Regions from separate parts of the Homo sapiens genome. Here region 2 is linked to region 1. Evidence: read pairs that join two places in POLR2A ChIA-PET (ENCODE). Cell type or tissue: Caco-2. All regions are shown on one strand. Links, peaks and the distances in the headings refer to the core of each region. The heading gives the core; the rest is flanking DNA.

Region 1 (6,273 bases), core at 715-5,714:
AAGTGATTAGGGTTTCAGAATCTGCTGCAGATCAAGGCCTTGCCCACAGAGGGTCTGGTCAGCCCTGGCTCAGACAGAGGGACCAGGGACACAAGGCAGAGGCCAGGGCTCTCTCCTGCAGTCAGAAAGCCATGGACAGCGCAGGGTGAGCGGCTGGGCTGGGGCGCCACATTCTGCTTTGGTTCCCAGACTCTTACTGATGCTGCTGCCTCCTCCTGGGATCAGGACCTTCAGGGAAGAACAAGAAGAACCATCCCCCACCCCCACCCCAGCTCCCATTCCTCGGAAAGACCAATAACTTGGAACCCATTCCATAAGCTCTTCAGCCCAAAGGCATCCCACAAGCCTGCTTTCCCTAAATGAAGATGAGACCACCAGCTGCCTGGGATGTGCCAAACCAACCACAGCTGGTGTTTTCCGCCTGTGCTCACAGCTTCACCAGCTCTTCTAGGACACCTGCAAGTGACTTGCATGGAAAATCTTGGCCTCAAAAGCAGGTGTTTCTTTTTGTTCTACGAACCCTTTCCTGCTCCATTTTCTGTCCTCATTTTTTTTCCTTCTTCATTTTAACTTCATTGATCTAGAAAACATCTATTTTTTTTTGCCTAGAAGACAAGTGAGTTTACAAAATCTGGACTAATACATTAATCAGTGAAATGAAGCCCAACATTGAATGGACTCCTGGATCACAGGTCATATGTGAAAATGTGGGCTTGCAACTGGCAGGGGTGAGCATTTCAGTGGTTAAAATACTGAGATACAGAGAAATGTTTTCTCCTATGGTTAAAAGTCCCAGACTTCCTTCCTCTCTTGGAAATAAAACTCCATCAGCCCGTGAAATAAATCAGTGATGCCATTGTGTCTCATCGCCACATGGAAAGGATCTCCTGTCATCATTGCCACTGGGTGTGCATAATTAGAGTCATTTCTTTCACCCTCTTGAGAAGAAAAGTGGAAGAAAGACCTATTTCATGAAGATGAGAAATTAACTAGAGTGGTTTGAAGAGTTGCCCGAAGTCATCTGGCAAGAGATTAGGACTGTAGTCCAAGCTGAATGTTCTCCAAATCTCTCCCAGTGGCTTGGCCAGGTGATGGTCTCCTTTCACCTTGGCCCTAAAAATCCAGCTACTTGACCTCAAAACTACACAGTAAAAATGCTAGAGGCAAGATCCACAAATGTGTCCTGAGTCAGTGGGAAAGGGCCAAAGAGGAAACAGGGTATTTGCATCATCTCAAAGTATCTCCTCAGTTGTATTTATTAATTACAATGGGAAAATCAGCAGCTTTACTGTGGAGAAAGCTGACAGGCACCACCTTAACCGAGAGATCAAGAGCAACACAACTAGCAATAAGGCATATTGGCATATGTGCCCCCTGCTATGATGTACAGGAAGGGCACATCGCCCCTGTGGCATTTTTGCCAAAAATGGATAACCTCATTCTAATCTTGAGAAAGCATCAGATGAACACAAATTAAGGGGCAGTCTACAAAATACCTGGTAAGTACTCTACAAAGCTGTCAATGTCATAAAAGACAAGGGAAGAGTAAAGGATTGTCAAAGATTGACTAAGACAATATGGGATCCTGAGCTGGATCTTTGGACAAACAAAGGACATTAATGAAAAACGGGTGAGATCTGAATCAAGTTGTAGTTAATGGCACTGCCCCAGTGTTAACGTTTTAGAGCTGTGGTTGTTCAAGACAGTAACCCTAGAGGAAGCTGGGTGTGTGGGAATTCTCTGTATTGTTTTTCCAAGTCTTCTGTAAATCTAAAATTATTTCAAAATAAAAAGTTTTAACAAAAAATCTAACCCCTAACTAGAGTAATTCCACTGGGTCCCATCAAAGGTGGTGGGATTGTGTCCGGAAACCTGTGCACACCGGATCAGTCATCAGAGGAAGGAGCAGCCTCACACGTACAAGGCCATGATGCTTCGATGGAAGGCTGAGGTTTGGCATGGACACCCCCGGATTGTCTGGGACCATCTGAGGAGATCACTGATCTGTGAGGAGGAGGAGGATGGTTGAGGAGGAAGACAGCAGCTGAGGTGGGGAGGGGGTGCTGACAAGAGGAAACACTGAAGGAAAGGATGTGGATGTGGCTGTGCCAGGAGAAGGTGGCCTGGTCCAATGCTTGGATTCTTTTTCCTCTAGTAAAGAATATACTCCAGGCCTGGCATGGTGGCTCACGCTTGTAATCCCAGCACTTTGGGTGGCTGAGGTGGGCGGATCACTTGAGGTCAGGAGTTTGAGACCAGCCTAGCCAATATGGTGAAACCCGTCTCTACTAAAAATATAAAAAGTAGTTGGGTGTGGTGGTGCGTGCCTATAATCCCAGCTACTTGGGAGGCTGAGGCACGAGGATCACTTGAATCAGGGAGGCAGAGGCTGCAGTGAATGGAGATTGTGCCACTGCACTCCAAGCTGGACAACAGAGCAAGACCCTGTCTCAAAAAAAAAAAAAAAAAAAAAAAAAAAGAGAGAGAGAACTAACTATACACACTCTGAGGCCAGAGGGCCAGGGCTGGGGTTTCAGAAAGCAGATTTCTGGACCGTGGTGTCCCCTGTCCCATTCTTTTGGGACACATACCAGGGCACCAGGGAGCTCTGCTGGCCTTGTCAGCATGGCCGTGAGCTACTGAGTGACAGGAAGCTCCCTGGCAATCACAGCGGAGCCTCTGGAATGTTTCTTCCGAAAGGAAATCTGTGCTTTGAGCCTTACCGCCAGTCAGCCTGAGAACTCACCCACAAACAGGCCAGAGTGGCTGAGAGGACCACAGATTTCATCTGCCTCGGAGGGGCTATCCTAACAATGCCCAAGTTACCTGTGATCCTGTTGGAAATGCTGAAGAGCCTGGAAGTCCTCTGTCGTTGCACAAATGGTTCCCGATAATACCGGTCCCCAAAGCACATGCCCAGTAGTTCTTTGCGAACTGTCTTGTTCCAGAGTCCATAGATCAGGGGGTGGCAGACAGCGCTGGCAAAGGACAGCCATGTGGCCCAAGTCTCCAGGCTCGGGGAGACGGAGCTTTTCCCCCAGAGGGCCTCAGAGGCGATGACAACCATGTAGGGGCCCCAGGTGACCATGAAGGCACCGAGGACCACCAGGATGGTGATGAGGGCTTTGCACTGGTTGGCCGAGTAGACCACACCCTGAAAGGCATTCCTCCTGCTGCCTGAAGAGGAGGTGGAGGTGCTGGAGTTCTTCCTCCCGGTCCTCTGAGCATCCTCCTCCACGATGACGACTGTGCCACAGTGCACCTTGCGTGCCTTGACCCTGGCCACGCGGAAGATGAAGCCATAGCACACCAGCATGACCAGAAAGGGGAAGAGGGCACACCAGATCTGCCAGAAGGCCGTGTAGCCAGGCTCCCGGTGCCAAGCAGCCACACACATCCATTTGAACTCGTCAAACTCCACGGATGACCAACCAAACAGGGGTGGCAGGCAGCCGATGAGCGAGTGAAGCCAGATGTAGACAAGTGCCATCACAGCCCGGTTCCCTGTGATCTTCATGGGGTACACCATGGGGTACAGGACAGCATAGTAGCTAGAAAAGGGATGGAGGGAGGCAAGAGAGAGAAGTCAGCGGAGAGAGAAAACCGCTGCCTTCCTGCGTCAGGGGCTCCCATGACTGGGTTGGATGTTTCTAAAAGCAGCACCTTCTCCCAAGTCTCCCCAGACAAGTTATATAGACTGCATCGTGTTCCACAGCTCTGCAGAGCTCTTTAACAGAGAAGAGCTCAACACTGGCAAGACACAGAGCTCGAACAGTCCTGTTTCCAAGTCATCACACCACAGCCCACTCATATTTGGGGGTGTGGCCAGTCTTAAGATACCTACAGAGGTCCTGAGGGATTATGCATTGGGCCAGATCAATTCTGCTGCTGCTGACAGCAGAATCATCCATTTACATCAATTTTCAGAGGGATCATTAAGAACCAGAATGATGTTGAAGGACTACGGGCTTCATTCAACCAATGGACATTTACCAAAGGCTTGCGATGTGCCAAGCACCGCGCTACCTCCTGGAAATGCAGTTGAGAAGATGTGAGGGAGGCAGACACCTGAGCCAAGTATCAGGGCCTGGAGTGGTAAGGGCCACATTGAGTCCTCACAGCAACTGTGAGCAGCGGATATGTCATTATCTTCATTTTACAGATGAGGAAACTAAAGCAGGGAAAGGCTAAATAACACACCCCAGACCCATGGGAGAAAGACAGAAAGCCAGGCGATCTGACTCTACAATCCCCAGTGCACACGCCCAGCAATTCTGTGTAAGCCTTCTTGTTCCACAGCCAAGGGGGCGGGTCCGAATCACTCAGTGCTGCTAGGTAGGAGGTGGGCCAGGAGGGCTATCCATTCAAACTGGCAGGCTTCTGGTCCAGCACAGAGGGTCACAGCAGGCTCCTGTTGGAGGTGATGCTCCAGACCCAGGTCTCACAGCGTTGGAGGCACTGACCCAGGACCACCCCAGGCAGAAAGCTAGCCTGGCGAGGTATGGAGTTGTGAGTGAGCACCAGCTCAGCAGGGAGGCTGCATGGAGCTCCACCTGGCAGGAGAGAGAGTGCAGGATGGAGAGAGGAGGAGAGAAGGAAGCAGGCCGGGTGGACGGGGCCGGGGCATGCAGAGCTAAGGACTGTAGGCCCAGCTAAGGACTGGCCCTTTAACTGGAAAGGGTGGGAGGACTCAGACCACAGGGCTGAAAGTCAACCACCACCCTCCCAACCCCGACATTTTATCCAAGGGAAATAGGATGTTCCCATGAGGGCAACATGTGTAAGGGACGGGTGGCCACACTGATGCCGCCTGGCAGGACGTTGGGAAATGACTCTGGCTATGTGCCTCACACATCGCCTGGGAAGGTGGCTCCTCCACAGGGACCGCCCTGAGTCACCCTTGGGCCCCAGCAGCTGAACTGCCACATGCTAACTGGAGGTGCTGCCTCCTTGGTCTTCCTAAGCAGGGGTGAGCCTGGGGCTGCTCTGAGCTGAGCCTTGAGCCCAGGCCAGGATCTATCCTGGAAAGAGAGCATTTCCGGCTATGCGGCCTGAGGAGAAGATTGCGCAGTGATTAGGGTGTCTATTACAGAATCACTGCACAGTGGCTGGGTAAGGTGATTACTGTCTTTCGCTGCTATCTGGGCTTGCATCTTGCAAAGGCCGTGCAGCCCAAGGGAAAAAGCATGCCTTTGGAGCTGGAAATTCAAGTTCAGATGGAGGCTCTGATGTCTATTAGCTATGTGACCTCAGCTAATTGATGTAACCTCTCAGAGCTTCAGTTCCCTCATCTGGAAAATGGGAATTCTGGCACCCACATCACAGGTCTGCTCCTAGGAACGAATGAGGAAGATCATGGAAAAGGCCCGGATGGTGCCTACCCTTCAATGGGGGACTGGCCATCGACCTTTCCCCCTTCCTCCTTGAGGACGAAAGCCCTACACTGCTCCTGCTTCTGCGATGACCCCCAGGGGACACTGGCCCTTTTGAGCCCTGGGGGGCGAACAAGCCCCATGGTGGTCTTCTTCCCCTTGTGGGTGGCCTGCTGAGACTCGGACCTGTCTGACGTCATTCTGGCAAATGAAATGTGAGGGGGTTGCTAGGGGACTGCAGGGAGGGGAGCAGTGGGTCTAGGAAGGTTTCCTTCACTTTTCAAAAGAAACAATGCAGAGATTTCTACTTTTTTTCTATCCCTTTAAAGAGCACACAGACGCTCCACCCTGTCACCTCGGTAGTGTACGGCCGGTTGTGGGAGCCAGGCCTGGTGAATGTTCACTGTAGGCCTCCTTCCACCGACTCTGTTTGGCGGCCATAAAAATGATTACAATTAATGTGCTGTCCTCTGCCAGATTTCCTTCTGGCTCTTCTCAACACCCAGTTATTATTACTACTTTATGGCAAGACTTCTCCTTTATTGTAACAAATGGTACCCATATCACTCACTGACTGAGGTTCAGGCACAGGGAGTTCCAGTGTGACATGACACTGATTTCTGCCAGCTGCATCCTGAGTGCCATCAGGAAGCTGGGGCAGTGAAGCTGGGTGCTGGCTCAGTCAAGGTCCACCTCCTACAGGCAGAAAAGCCCCACAGGCACAGCCCTGCCCATGTACAGCCACGTCCTCCAGGGATTATTTTGTTTTTAAGTTTTTTTTTTGGGGGGGGGGGGTTGGTGTGGATAAAATGTATGTACATTGAAATGCACGCATCTACACCTCTATCAAGATACAGAACATTCCAGCCAGGCGCAGTGGCTCACATCTGTAATCTCAGCA
Region 2 (5,853 bases), core at 271-5,270, 1.0 Mb before region 1:
AAAATCCTAGATCCGAGCAGAAATATTCAGTATCCCCTCAAGAGGAAAGACCAGTTCCCAGACCTAACAGTTATTTGGAGCTGGAGGAAAGTTTTAGCAAATAAAAAGGCAGTGTATGCATGAGAAAAAATGTTGTAGGAAGGGATGACACGGTGAGCTGAGGAAGTGCAGACAAATGGCCGTCACAGACAGAAACCAGGCTGAGTCTTTCTGGAAACCTACCTGAGGAGAGGCAGTCTCGGTGAGCAAACTCAATAGCCAAGCGTCCCCAAAGAGGCCCTCCCCATCGGACCAGACTTAACAATAGGATCACTTCTGCAGATGCCCCGGGCCCCAAGCCAGAATATCCAGGGATGGAGCCAAGACCAGAGAATCTTCCAGAATTTCCACAGGGGATATGACACCTACTGATACAGACTGCCATCAAAGATGAGAGCTCCTTGATAGTAGCCGACTTCTCTTATTCTGATTCCATGCCCAGTAAGCAACTGAGGGCATAGTGCCCATGGGGTGAGATGGCCTGGGTCAGGTGGACAGAAAGGCTGGTCTACTTGACAGCTATAAATAGCAAATTGACATTCTGTGTTGATCCAAATTGCTTAAATTCACTGTGTCTCAGCTTCCTCATCTGTAAAATGGGAAGAATAATAGCACTTATCTCATAGGGTGAAGATTATGAGATGTTCTATGGAAAAGGCCTAGAACAGTACCTGGCCCAGAGCAAGTGCTGCTGCTATAAGCATTGTACATCAGGCACTGTGAGCTTGGTTAATGTGACTCTGCATTTGAGAGCTGAGGCCCTGTCACTGTGTCACAAAAGCAGCTTAAGAACAAGACTTTTTGGGAGGGAGAGCATTAGGACAAATATGTAATGCATGTGGGGCTTAAAACCTAGATGACGGGTAGATAGGTGCACCATGGCACATGTATACATATGTAACAAACCTGCACGTCCTGCACGTGTATCCCAGAACTTAAAGTAAAATTAAAAATAAATAAATAAATAAATAACAAGATCCTGAAGAGTGGCTAATTTACCAAGCTGTGTATCAGTTCATGGATTCCTCTCTGGGCAGCCAGAGTCCCTCCTTAGGTGATAACATGAACACCTAACATTGGCATATGCCCAAGTATTTGAAACTGCGAGTGGGGATTATATGGAAAACTGTCTGAAGTGCCTAATAAGGGTTTATAGTACACAATCTTCCCTCAATTAATGGGTAGCATTTGTCTCTCTTCTAAAACACCATAAAGTCTTTGAACCAGCAGCTGGAAACCATAATTTGGGAAGGGATGCCTAACATTCTAAGGAGACTGCATTGCTGGGCTAATTTTGATTGTATAAGAACCTACAACAGTCCAATTCCCAGAGTCTGTGGACCGAAATAAATTCAGCAGGAAACTGTAGTCTTACTGAGTGATAATATGATTTGACACCCAAGTAATAGAAACATGCATTGGAGGACAGAAGAAATGTCAGCACCAGCCCTTTTCCACTTGTAAAACTCCTCATTCTTCTTCAAGATGCAGCCCAAATGCAACCTCCTCTCTGAAGCTTTCCTGAACTCCCTTAGGCTGAGTTACTCAGGCCCTCCTGTGTCCTGTAGCCCCTTCTCTTGCTCATGTAATTATGTTTCTATGTCTGTGACCGCCATTAGATTTTAGCTCCTCCTGAATAACAGTTTCTTAGTGACTTTTATATACTCTGCAAACAGCACACTGCTTGGCACGTAGTAGATGCTCACAAAATATTTGTTGTTGAATTAATGCAGTGGGTCTCGATTTCCCTCCTTTTCTTCCCTAAGCCTGGAGCTAAGGCAGGTGAACCTTCAGAGTCCTTTGAGGGGCAGAGAGAAGTCAAGTCAAACCTGGGGGAAGGTGGCCGCCTCTGCTTCCGTGGCTCCCTCAAGAACATGCTTGTGGAACCTTGCACCGTGAGGACTGGAAGGCACCTCAGAGTATCTAGAGAGCTAGGAGATGTCCTTGGGCAAGATACTGTGATACCAAATGTTATTCATTTAACAAACCTTTGTCAAGGGTCAACACATGCCAGGCCATAAAGAAGCTACAGTTCCTATCCTTACAAATCATACAGGGTGAGGCAGAGACAGACCTGTACACAGGTATAATAGGCACACAGTACTGTGTGACAAGTGCTCGGACAGGAGGGAGCACAGGAAAGGACACTGAAGAACAGACCTTGAATATCTCGCAGGAGAGTCCATGTCAAAGCCAAGAGCCCACAGCGGAGCGAAGTTGCCTTGGAGGAGGAAGCGTCACAGTTCTCTGTGACAGAACAAGAGGACTGCCCCGCCCCTTTCTCAGAAGGGGCATCATAGGAAGCAGAACTGGCTAGAGCATCTCCACCATCTTCCTTCAAGCACGTGGACCGACACCCAGGCCTCCTGGTGTCCTGACACTGCAGACTCCTGGAATATACCTCCACCAGCAGGCAGGAATCTGTCCTATTCCCAGCAACCACTAGAGGCACTGCCTGACCCTACTGCGGCCACAAGCAGAGGGACCCCAGGATTCTCAAATCTGTTACCTTGTCTCACCTCCCCTAGGAAGCAGAAGAGTGCTATGGTGAGTAGAGATGATCCATGAGACCCAAGCTTTATCTTACTGCAAACAAAATCCACATTAAAAAAGAAATAAGAATTTCCACCCACAATTTTATTATTACTGAAAGCATTTGGAATGAAGCAAAGGATTTAACAATATATATAAAAATATACATTTTTTAAAAAATCGCAAGTAGACAATAGATTTATGGAATTATTTTTCTGATCATCCAGAAAAGATAGCAATAGTAAACTGCAGTTGGGTGAGACCAGCCACTGGTCCATGAGACCTAAGCAGCCCTAACGCTGCCTGAGCTCTCAAGAGTAGAAGAAATGCTCGACAAACAGAAGGAGGCTGTGGGAGGGCAGCAGGACAGCCCCACCAGAAAACCAGAGCCCAAATGGGCTGGGCAGGGCCAGGGCTGAGGTATCGGGATGCAGGAACAACCAGGAACCCCATGTGGGTTGAGGAGACATGCCAATTATTCTGGCCTGGAGAGGAATTACCAGGACACAAGAACTCAGACCATCTGCAAGCAAGCTCCCTTGTGTGTGTTCACTTTAAATCAATTCGTGTTTAACTCACTGAATGAATACGTGGGTTTGGGTGGGAATCATCCCTGTGTCTACGATCATCTCAAGGAGACCAGAGAAGGGAAGGCACAACCAATCAAAGCAGTTTCCCCAATTAAGCTTAAGTGCCCACTAGGATGGGCGCCAGCTACTAGGGCTTCAGGGAAAGCAAAAGCCATGAGGCCCAGGCCCTGCCCCAAGGAGCTGGCGCTCTAATACAGTGAGAGCACTCGCTCAGAAGACTGTGCCTTGTGGCCCATGATTGGACGTGGGACAGAGTAACAGGATTGTTTCCACGTATGTGGACAATTAGGATAGGGTTAGAGAAATCCTTGTGATTTGAGATGGGCCTGGAGGGACAGGTACGATATTGACAGGCAGAGATGGAAAGTGTGTGGGCAAAAGCTCCCCAGGGCCTGTGCAGCAGGAGTGGGAGGTGGCCTTCCCAGGAGGGTTTGGAACATACTGGCAGCTACGGGAAGTGAGGTTGGAAAGGGAGTGGGAGCTGGAGGCCAGGCCAATGCAGGGCCCAAGCATACTCACTTATTCTTTCATTCATTCAAGAAAGATGTGTGGAGTGCAAACCCTCCACCTGGTGCCCCTCCAGGTGCTGGGCACACAGGTGAGCAGGACAGCCCCCACCCCCCAAGGCTGGCATCGCCTCCCTGGAGAGTTCTGAGTGGGAGCGCCCCATGCTCAGCGCTGTGCTTCCAGGAGCTCCTGCCAACTACGAGGGAAGTGGAGGCTGCAGCCTGGTCTTGAGTGAGGGCCAGGCCCGCACCAGGTGTCACAGCCAGGAGGGGTTACTTCACAGGACAGTGAGGTCAGCAGGATCAGCACAGGGACCCCCTTACCAGGCCAGCCATGTTCCCCACAGCTGACACTGGGGAAGAAATGTCCCCATCAATGTCTGGGATGGAGGGACAGGAGAACAGGGCTTAGAAAGGAGAAGGGAGGCCAGGAAGCGGGAGAATGAACCCCTAACCCTTCCTCCGCCGCCCTCTGCTGCTGGCCTGTCACTGGTCGAGGTGGTCCGGGGATTCACGCCCAGTGCTCCTCTGCTCTTCTTGCCTGTAGTCATCCTCCTCCTCCCTCTCTCTGGAAAGTTCTCTTAGCTGCTCTGGTGGCTCCTCATAGGCTTCCCGGTTCCTGCAGGGCAGCAGGGGACAGAGGGGAAGGATTTGCTCTCAGGTGGACCCTCAAGGGAGCTGGGCCTCATGTGCATTACAGGAAGAGCAGCCTCCAGACCTCCTCCCCACCCACCAGCTGCAGAGGACACTGGGCTGAAAGGCTGGGCTGAGAGTAAAGGTGCCACAGACTTGTTCCACGCATGAGCTGAGGGGGTTACAGGAACAGGCTGGCTTTACCAGCCCAGGAGGAACTGGCCCCGTGACAGGGGCTCCAGGCCACACTTGGCTCTAGTCATGCCACAGGAAGCCCGGCCCTGAGCTCCCAGACTGGAAAACCACAGGACTGGGAGGCAGGTCCTGGGGCTGCAATGCACATTTTATGGCTTGGACAGGTCATTGTTTCATCAGCACAAAATGGGGGTGATATACCCCAAGGGGTGCTGCAAGTAGAAGAGGCTGTGAGGAATTGGGAAGCATATTTCCAGTCTCCCCAGACCCTTCCAACAGGCTACCAGCCCAGACACTCACGGCCTTGCATCCTCCTTGTCTTCAGTGTTGTCGTCCTTCCCTCGGCAGCAGCAGCAGTAGATGATGATGCCAATGATAATGAGGGCTGCAACCACGCCCACCGCGATGCCCACATACAGGGCCACGTTCATGGAGGCTGCAAGAGGACAGAGCAGCTGCACTTGCCGAGCTTCTAAGCTAGCTCCGGGTCTCCTCCCAGCCAGGGGAGCAGCAGCTACCAGCTTCTGGTAACACTCCATGAAAGGCATGGTCTTGGAGGAATGTGACCAGCCATGGCCCAGGAATATTCTTCAGGATGGAGGTGCAGACAGAGACATATGGTCCACTTCACATCTTAACACTTTCCGGGCTACCCTGGCTCTGCAAAAGTCCTCAGATGTCAGCCCAGCCAGCTCTTTAAGCTAGATTTGGTGTCTCACCCCAGAAGGATGTGGTCCAGACTCTGCGGCAGCTGCCCTGGGCACTTCCTCCACGCCCACCGAGTGGTTCCTAGGCAGGTGGGACTGACAAAGCCTCTGAGTCCTAGAAGTCAGTCCTAGGTTCCACTTCCAAACACCAGTGGAACTGGACTGGCCTCAGAGTGAGGGGAGCCTGGGACAGAGTCATCCTGCCTAGGTCACCACAGCTAACCTGCAGGTGCGTGGCCCTAGAGAGGTTCCCCTATTCCTCCTCACGGTGGTCTCAGCTGACTTTCTGGACCCCCACCAGTTATCCTGTGGCGTTTGTCAGCCCTCCCCCCGCAGGCTGCTCTTACGAGATCTGACGGCCACCGTGATGTTGCAGAACTGCGTCCCCTCCTCATTGCTGGAGGTACAGATGTAGTAACCCGATGTGTCTGTGGAGATATTCTTCAGGGAGACAGGCTGACCTGAGGCTGCAGGGGAAGAAGAGTCAGGGTGAAGAGAGGCACTACAGTGGAGTGGAGACAGCCAGGAATGGGAGGTCTGGACTCCTTGGGAAGCACAACCTCTGCCACTGAGCTTCTTCAGGCCGGAGCCCCATGTCCACCTCCAGGGCTGCAGGACGCTTAAACCAGGCAGGGCCCACAATGTGAAGTG

The links. ChIA-PET counts read pairs that join two places held together with the same protein. Peaks named below come from ENCODE experiments on the same cell type or tissue, not always from the same donor. Only the 100,000 strongest peaks of a DNase experiment are listed, where the experiment ranks them.
Region 2: POLR2A ChIA-PET joins it to region 1 with 6 read pairs; 2 of 35 experiments call an interaction of 5 or more read pairs at or near these places.

The regions. Positions count from the first base shown.
Region 1 is chr1:168,093,682-168,099,954 of GRCh38, forward strand. GPR161 (G protein-coupled receptor 161) reads right to left here. Exons shown (of 6, transcript NM_001375883.1): 3 at 2,827-3,551. Among named protein-coding and RNA genes, the nearest start is that of GPR161, 40 kb to the right of the region's middle. RefSeq lists enhancers at 2,735-3,235, 3,236-3,736. In Caco-2, for the core only: no CTCF peak of the experiment used is centred there; no DNase peak of the experiment used is centred there.
Region 2 is chr1:167,050,181-167,056,033 of GRCh38, forward strand. It overlaps GPA33 (glycoprotein A33), which reads right to left. Exons shown (of 7, transcript NM_005814.3): 5 at 5,550-5,669; 6 at 4,796-4,931; 7 at 2,656-4,286. The coding sequence ends at 4,154. GPA33-AS1 (GPA33 antisense RNA 1) reads left to right here and starts at 2,505. Exons shown (of 6, transcript XR_922249.3): 1 at 2,505-2,586. In Caco-2, for the core only: a CTCF peak has its summit at 2,493; a DNase peak (open chromatin) is centred at 2,451.